2 separate regions of the Homo sapiens genome follow, and region 2 is linked to region 1. Evidence: read pairs that join two places in POLR2A ChIA-PET (ENCODE). Cell type or tissue: GM12878. All regions are shown on one strand. Each heading gives the region's core, and the rest is flanking DNA. Links, peaks and the distances in the headings are about the cores only. Region 1 overlaps BTBD7 (BTB domain containing 7). Region 2 overlaps UBR7 (ubiquitin protein ligase E3 component n-recognin 7).

Region 1 (2,500 bases), core at 1-2,500:
GAGCCATTGCACCAGGCCAATACAATGTCTTTTAAGTATATAAATAAGGGTGAATAAACATTCCACTTTCAATAGACAAAGAAATACTGGCAACTCCTTAAAATTTTCTTTTCCCTTAATAAATCAAACAGGACAAGTAAGAAATAAAAAGATACTTAACTTAGATTAAGAATTTCCAAGTTACTTTAACATTCTGAGTTATATAATTTACCATAAATTTAATTCTCATTACTATACCTTTTTATTATTAAATTTGAGATATATAATTAGTTCTTTGATCTAAATTATAAATTAGTGCAGAATGAAAGACTGCCTCTGGATTAAACTTTTTTTGGCCTTAAAAGATGAACAGCATTAAACTGGCTTTTGAGAATTTTCTAAATTCAATTGATATTCTATTTTAAATCAATGAACTGACAAGTAAACAGTGAGTTGATGAGACAGGTTTTCTGACATTAAACTGTGAATTAAATGGTAGAGAGTTATACCATTTAGACCCCATGTAAACTTACTTTTATAAATAATACTTCATATTTTGTTCCTATTCTGGGGTTAAGTGCTTTCATTTTGTTTGCAACTCCTTAGGGATAAAATTTATTACAACCTCTACTATCCCACTCCCCACTTTTTTTTTTTTTAAAGAAAAGGTTACTCAGCTTTCAAAGGTATTAAAAATAATTCAAAACATGTAACTGACAGTATACTAAGAATAAAGCAGTGTGCTAGGTTCTCAGGTTATTCAAAGATGACCAAGATTTTGATACACAACTTTGGGAGCATACAATACACTAGGTGACAGAGGAAATGAGACGGGTACCTAGGTAATTTCAAAACAAGTCAGAAGATATAAAACCCTAAGAACAATAAAAAGTGTTTTAGAAATTCTCAGGATGTAGAAAATACTTTTAACTTGGAATGGCTAAGCAAAACAAGGAAAGTAAGCATGTGAGTTCGGTCTTAAAGGTTAGGGTAGAATTTGGACATTTAATGATCAAAGGCAAAATACCCCCCAGACAAATGAAAAGTGAGAGCAGAGGGTCAGAGGTGAAGAGTTTGTAGTCTATGAAAAATGACTTAAGTTTTAAAACAAAAGATGCAATATTATATATATAAACTTTTTATGTTTTATATATAAACATATATATAAATATGAAACTGAGATTAACTCTTATGTTGCATGTTTGAAACCTGCATTTACTACTCTGATCTGTTGATAATGGTCTTTAGCTTGGCCCCATTCTTCTCTAGGAAGTACATTCAAATTTGCTGAAGAGGAGACAATTATAGACAGAAGTAAAATAAACTGTCAACTCAACAGAACTGAGACAGAGGGAAGAGTGTCAATATGTAGACAGTGGAGGTTGGGAAGAGGGTGAAATGGATGAGTGAGTGGGGACAGTAAGTCTTTGCTATTTTGCATTTGTTTCAAGCCACACACTCTTGGAAAGTGACCAAGTTGCTAAGGGAAAAAACGAGGTCATTGCTTTCAGTTGCTTCTGTTAGATTTTTAATTCAATAAAATATAATCACATCCATTACGACTAAAAATATGGGCAAATGCATTACAGAGTCCATTTTGGAACTAAAGTTATAAATAAATTTCATATTGTAAAGATTGAAAAATGCATTTGTGATCAAGATGAAAAAACAAAATCTGCAGTTTGAAGTCTACAGTAAATATGCATGTAGATGTTGGTGCTAATTCTGGGGTATTTTGCTCTGAGGTCAACAGTATTTATGACAAGGATGGTTAAAGTTCATGAGTTAACCTATAGTTCTCCTAAACAATGAACTTTTCCTCAAAAAATTACCAATGAATGGTATACTCTTACTGTTCTCACATTTTCAGAGCTGTTTACCCAGTATATATGCTAAGGTCATTATGAAAAGTCAAAGTGATCAAACATGTGCTCCTTCTTTGGAGACTCTTCCAATCTAGTCATCTCTTTTGGAGTTTTAAATACTAGTCTTTTAAATATAGGTACTGCTACCAATCAGGCTTCTTATGGTGCAATAGCAGAAAACAAGTCTAGTTGGCTTAAAGAGAAAAGGAATTTATCTCAAAGGACACTATTAATCTACAGTGTTGCTGGGAAAAGCTGGAGACCCAGCTCAGTAAACATGGACTAAGGAAGGCTGCAGGATGGGGACTCCACAACATGGAAGCCCAGTGAAGACCCTGAGTTGCCTGGGACCCTGGCCACTAAAGCTCCTACATTCTGTCCCTGGATAGTGAATGTCATCAATGGCACCACTGCCATGGCCTTCTCTCCTTTTCCACTAGATGTTGCTGCCCCACTCTGCTTCCAGAAAAAATTCTCTATAGTCCCTGCTTTTCTGTACCACTAACCCTGACTAGAGAAGGCTGCAGAAGAAAGTATATGACCTTTAAGGCTTTTCTACTGGGAGGTGGGCTCTGCCTCCTATGAAGACATACACAGTAAGGCTGGGAAGAAGGTCCTAATGCTGGGCAGCCAGAAAAGTCAAATGACTAACATAG
Region 2 (6,113 bases), core at 39-2,538, 58 kb before region 1:
AGCGAGACCCTGTCTCTAAAAAGCAATAATAATTAATAAACTTAGAAACTACACATTTTCTGAAATAAATTAAAAAACTGATTTGTTATTGAACCCAAGTATTTATTCACTAGCGTTTCTACTCTGCACGTTAGCTGTGACCATTTGAGGATATCCAGAAACCAAAAGCTGCACAGTCTCATTTGTGTGTTGTTAGGTCTCCTCCTACAGTATCCTTGCTAGAGATATTTCCTTTTACTTACGGGCTTTCTGTGGCTAATGTTTGTAATCCAGGGTAGGGACAGATCCTTCATTTTGCAACTTGCAAGTATCCTATTTATTAGCATTTTGTTAAGTGTAAATTCCCGTGCCATTTAGCCAAGTACATTAGAATTTTGAGCTGCAGTCATTTCAGGATGTGTTCAGCCTCTGCATCCTGAATCTGTTAGGGGTTTGGATTCCTCACTGGTTGAGCAGCAGTATTACTGTTGGTGCTTATGAAACTGGTGTATCAGCTACTGGTCTGAGAAAATTATTCCAAGTTAGCATTATTCCAAGTTGCTCTTTTGAGTATGGTAGCCACACTTACTAGGGAATGAGAGGGAAGTTTTCACTTTATACCCCTCTTTCTTACTTTCTCTTTATCTCTTTCCCTTTTTGCTCGAATTCATTCACGTGCTCTATTTTTCTTTCTCTTTCCTTCACTTTCCTTGTCTCACTGTCCTTCTTTCTTAACAATAAGCATGTGTTACCTCAGTAAAAAATAAACATGCTGGGTGTCATGGCTCACACCTGTAATCCCAGCATTCTGGGAGGAAGCGGGAGGATCACTTGAGCTCAGAAGTTTGAGACCAGCATGGATAATATAGTGAGACCTCGTATCTACACAAAATTTAAAAATTAGCCAGGCGTAGGCTGGGCACGGTGGCTCACGCCTGTAATCCCAGCACTTTGGGAGGCCGAGGCAGGCGGATCATGAGGTCAGGAGATCGAGACCATCCTGGCTAACACGGTGAAACCCCGTCTCTACTAAAAATACAAAAAAAAATTAGCCGGGCTTGGTGGCGGGCGCCTGTAGTCCCAGCTACTCGGGAGGCTGAGGCAGGAGAATGGTGTTAACCCGGGAGGCAGAGCTTGCAGTGAGCCGAGATCGTGCCACTGCACTCCAGCCTGGGTGACAGAGCGACACTCCATCTCAAAAAAAAAAAAAAAAAAAAATAGAAAATGGAGATGTTATCATTAACATAATTCTTAACAGTATCATTTGACTTGTTTGTGAATGCTATGACCTCGGATTGCGATTCTGTTACTTAGTTCTCTTTCATAATCTTTGCTTTTCAAAAACAGGTTGTTAAGAGAGAGGACATTCAGCAGTTCTTTGAAGAGTTTCAGTCAAAAAAGAGAAGAAGAGTGGATGGGATGCAGTATTACTGCAGCTAGAGTGGAGTATGAAGCTTTCTCATTCAAGCCAATGAAAATGCGCTTCCCATTCTTGGAATAAAAGAGGTGTGGTTCACATTTGGCCCCCTTTCCGTCCTCCTCTGTTTGGAGAGGCCTCGCGCTCCCTTCATTCTCTTTAGCTGCAGTAGCCACCGTGTGGATGCTGACTTCACAGCCAGCGTCCTCTGTGACTCAGCTGATGCAGCTCATTCCACAGACTTCTCCAGTGTACTCCTACTCCAGTGCACCCAGGGTTATTTGCATAGTTTTTAAGTTTGATTTTGTTTTGAGAAAGCAAATTGGTGTCTTGTTTAATGATCTGTTATTTCACTCCCAGATGTGTGTGTTTTGCCACAGAGCTGTTGCCTTCCAGAACCTCCTCCGCAGGCATCACGGAAGGCTCTCTTCCCGTCACCTAGAACCTCTACAGGTCCCCTCGCCCCTATGATCGTGGTGCCTTGGGTCAAAGCTTCCTCAAGCCTGGTCTGCTCCTTCTTTCACGTCCCTGTTTTCTGAGGTTTGGTCATAGCTTAGAAAGGATCTTGGGGCTTGTTTTCTCTAGGCCCAACCTCCAGAGTAGCCAGGACTGATGGTTTTCTGGTCTGGATGTCTGTCACAGGCGGAGAGATTAACAGATGACAGGGTTGAGGAAGCAAGCCTTTGTTATGAATTTTACTAATACAGTTCAAGTGAAATTTTCGTTCATGATTCTATTGGCACTAGAATTAGAATTTCAGTACTGTAGTGCTCACAGGGCTTCCTGGAGAACATTTGCCCGTATACTAGTCCCTTCTCTGCTGCCTAGAAAACAGACCGGGTCTCACCCCTGTGAAATCTTGGTGGTTTACGAAGTCCTCTGGATTTCTTGATATTATCAGGGATATTCATAAGCATATATCAAAAATGGACCTATTTTGATATTCTGTTATGAAAATGTTATTAGAACCCCAATAAATTATTATTTTTCCCCCTTGAATCTGCTAAAGAAAACAGATCCTGACTTAGCTTACTTGAAATAAGCAGGGCAGGGAGCCCTGTTTTGGAAGAGACAGACTGTGGAAGAGATTACAAACAAGGCCCGAGGCTGCACGAATGATGAGTTTTGTGTATATAATGTTAATGTCCACCGCCACTTCCCTAACGACTATGAGATCTTTTTTTTGAAGATCCTCATGGAAGGTTGTACAGAGCCCCACATTTGAGGGGAAGTCCTTTCAGTTGATATGAGATCTCTTTAACACCCCTCAGTCTATGTAGGAAATGCCTTGTGATACATAGAGAACCCTCAGCTTCTCTCTGCCTCTGGAGGACCAAGGTCTTTCCTGACAGTCGGAGACACACCTTGATGTATGTTAATAAAAGCATTTCAGGCTGTGGGGCCACCATGTATATTAATACTCCTTATGTGTCCAGCATCTGTGTATTCATTCGAGTGCCCAATCCCTGGATGAGATGAACTAGGCCTTATAAAAAGTCAAAGCCTCAAAGAAATGGCACAACCATGTTCTTCGGCACTCAGGCTCCTAATTGCAGATCCTCACGAAGGGTGGTATGTGGAGCTGGAAGGTCTTGTGGCCACAGGACATGCTGGTGAGCCCTGAGCTGGCCTTGTGCAGAGGGCTCCGTTCAAAGGCTCGGGGTGTCTTTGAGGTTGTTTATCAAGCTGGGGAACTCTTCCAAGTCTGACAATGTTTCGAACCCTTTTTGCAAGGTTGCACTATTAGTATACCATCATGTCCGGAAAACTTTTAATCTTCTCAAATATCTGATGTAACTACCAGAAAGTCCCTTACTTCCTATGACCAATCAGGACCAAGTCTTGGAGGTGATGTGTTACATTACGTGCAGCACAATAGTACCGATCAGTTAACTCAGCGCTGAAGGGCTTGTTTTATGAAAGGTACTATTCCTTCTTTCACATTAACTGGAAACCTCTTTTTTTACCTGTTGTTCACAACTAGTTTTCTTATTGACTGTATTGGACTGTCTCTTCTTGTAGAGACTGATTTTGGCCAACATATTAATGCATGTTTTATGCAAAACACAAATATGATATTAGTTGCTTTTAAGGAGTTCTGGCATTGTATGTGCATTTTTGTAGAAATTGTTACTGGACTTATAATTACATACTTAACTCTGATCAGGTTTCTGTAAAATTTAAATAAAACCAATACAAAATAGTTGCTTTTCAGATTGTTTTTAGTATATTTAAGTCTACACAGCCTCCCTCTGCAGGTTTTAAGAAAATGCAGGCAGGGCGCGGTGGCTCACGCCTGTAATCCCAGCACTTTGAGAGGCCGAGGCAGGCAGATCACGAGGTCAGGAGATCGAGACCATCCTGGCTAACATGGTGAAACCCCATCTCTAATAAAAATACAAAGAATTAGCTGGGTGTGGTGGCGGGCGACTGTAGTCCCAGCTACTCGGGAGGCTGAGGCAGGAGAATGGCGTGAACCCGGGAGGCAGAGCTTGCAGTGAGCCGAGATCACGCCACTGCCCTCCAGCCTGGGCGACAGAGCGAGACTGTCTCAAAAAAAAAAAAAAAAGAAAAAATGCATAGAGCCGGGCATGGAGGTTCACGCCTGTAGTCCCAGCTACTTGGGAGGCTGATGCAGGAGGATTGCTTGAGCCCAGGAGTTGGAGGCTATAGAGTGCCGTGGTTGCACCTGTGAATAGCCAGCCACTCACTGCACTCCAGCCTGGGCAACAGAGTGAGACCTCATCCTTCAAAAGAAACGTAATGGTGTATTCTAACAGCTCTTCCTGCCCTGAGGTCCTGCCCTCAAAGCAGAGGGACTGGTTCACGACATTGGGTAGCTCATTATTCTGCTGTTCTGTAAAATGCAGCCTGATCCCAGGTCCCCCGAGCAGAGCTCCTTCATCCCCCCGACTTCACCATACCCCCTGGGGTCTAATAATTGGGGTCTAGATGAACAGCAGAACAAAGCAATGGGCTGGGCTGTGACCAGTCACAGTGTTCAGGTACTGCTGCATGCAGAGGGAGAGAGGGCTGGAGCCCACATCCTGAGGAAAATGTGAGGTCCACCCTACACAGTAGCCATTATTTCTAAGTAAATATAAAAGCAACCCAAAAAGCCAGTATAGTGGCCCATCTTTGGCCTCCCCACAACTCCTGCTACCTTGGATGTGGACTTACGGTCATCACCCATGGTAAGTTCAGAGGCCAGATTGCAGAGGGCAGGGTGTGGGCTGCAAGAAGAGGCCACAGTTGGCACTACTGTGAGGGGACAAGGAGAGGGCGCGGCTGCAGAAGGCCAGTCCAGGGAGTTGCTTGTTGAAGTTCAGAGACACTTGGGCCAACGCACATTCTTAAGGTGGAGCCATTGCTGAGAGTGGACCGCAGGTGATGTTGGAGCTGTTAGAAGATGGGATAGGATGGGACAGAAGGACCACCAGACCTGGTGGTGGGGGATGCGGGTGAGGGTGTTGGAATGAGGCCTCAAAATCGAGGGAGTTCCATAGGCAGCCTCCATTTCCCTGGGAGGTGGGAGGGGAGGAGTGAGCTGGAGCATGGCTCAGGTAAGAGGAGGTGGGGGGAAGGAGTGCGCTGGAGGGCGGCTCAGGTGAGAGGAGGGGGCGGAAAGTGGCCCCGAGGAGAACACGTTAAGGCTGACCCGCAGGACTCAGGCACACCGAGCCACGGGAGGCTGGGGACCACAGGTACCACGGGGGCGTGGCTGTCTTCAGTCTCCCAAAGCTGAAGATGGACACACTGTTTATGGGTTGAGTTGGGCGGGGAGGATGGGTCGCAGCTGGGCATGGTGAGACGGCTGCCACCTATGGAAGCTGGGCCATCCTGGCAGGGGAGCAAGGAGGCCAGAGTTCCAGAGGAGGACCAGGGAGAGGCTCTGGACAGGAGGCGATCCGGCCTGAGAGCGGGCAGTGAGGTTAGCATTTCAAAGATGGAGATATTCTGGGGACAGGGGAGAGCTGTGCCATGGACAGGTAGCTGGAGACGGTCTAGGCAGCTACCAGGATGACACCAGGGATTGGAGGGAGAGGATGTTAGGTTGGAGCCAAAGCCTTCAGGATACGAAAGGAGTGACTGGGGGTGGCAGCTGCAAAGGTGGGAGCGGGACACTGGGCCGTGGGGGCTGGAGAGGTGCTGGGGTGTTAGAGACGTCACCCGCCGCCCTTCCTGACACAGAGTCCGTGGAAAGAGCGAGAAGGAGCCCACGTCCTGGGAGAGGGCTAAGTGGGCGAGGAGGAGCTAGGAGGGCAGCCAGGACAGGAGGCAGGAGGGGAGGGGTAGGAGCACAAGGACGCTGGCACTGGGGGGCAGGGAGGACACCCTGAGCAGGCTGGAGAAACAACCGTGGGTGCGATCAGGGGACTTCTGTAGGAAGAAGGCTGGCGAATGACTCGGGAGAGCGGGATTGGCAGGCACAGGGTCACCTGACTGCAACTCTGCAAAGAGCCCAGTCCCATCAGCCCCGGGAATGGTGGGATGCTGGGGGCACTGAGTTCTCTCGGGATCACTTACAGCTGGACTTCCCAGGGACTCCCCAGGGATTTCAGTGGCTCCGTTGGAACATGGAGAGATGGGAAGAACAATTGCTTTTAGTTCAGTCTCAGAGGGCAGGGAGGCATTTATGGTGCATCTGCTAGAACAGGGGGCCCACGGTACCGTCCATGGCCCGTTAGGATCGGCGCCACACAGCAGTAGGTGCGCG

What was found. Peaks named below come from ENCODE experiments on the same cell type or tissue, not always from the same donor. Only the 100,000 strongest peaks of a DNase experiment are listed, where the experiment ranks them.
Region 2: POLR2A ChIA-PET joins it to region 1 with 7 read pairs; 2 of 35 experiments call an interaction of 5 or more read pairs at or near these places.

The regions. Positions count from the first base shown.
Region 1 is chr14:93,283,834-93,286,333 of GRCh38, forward strand. The region is part of intron 3 of BTBD7 (BTB domain containing 7); the gene reads right to left. Among named protein-coding and RNA genes, the nearest start is that of BTBD7, 48 kb to the right of the region's middle. In GM12878, for the core only: no CTCF peak of the experiment used is centred there; a DNase peak (open chromatin) is centred at 1,409.
Region 2 is chr14:93,225,617-93,231,729 of GRCh38, forward strand. UBR7 (ubiquitin protein ligase E3 component n-recognin 7) reads left to right here. Exons shown (of 11, transcript NM_175748.4): 11 at 1,327-3,599. The coding sequence ends at 1,419. Among named protein-coding and RNA genes, the nearest start is that of UBR7, 21 kb to the left of the region's middle. In GM12878, for the core only: no CTCF peak of the experiment used is centred there; no DNase peak of the experiment used is centred there.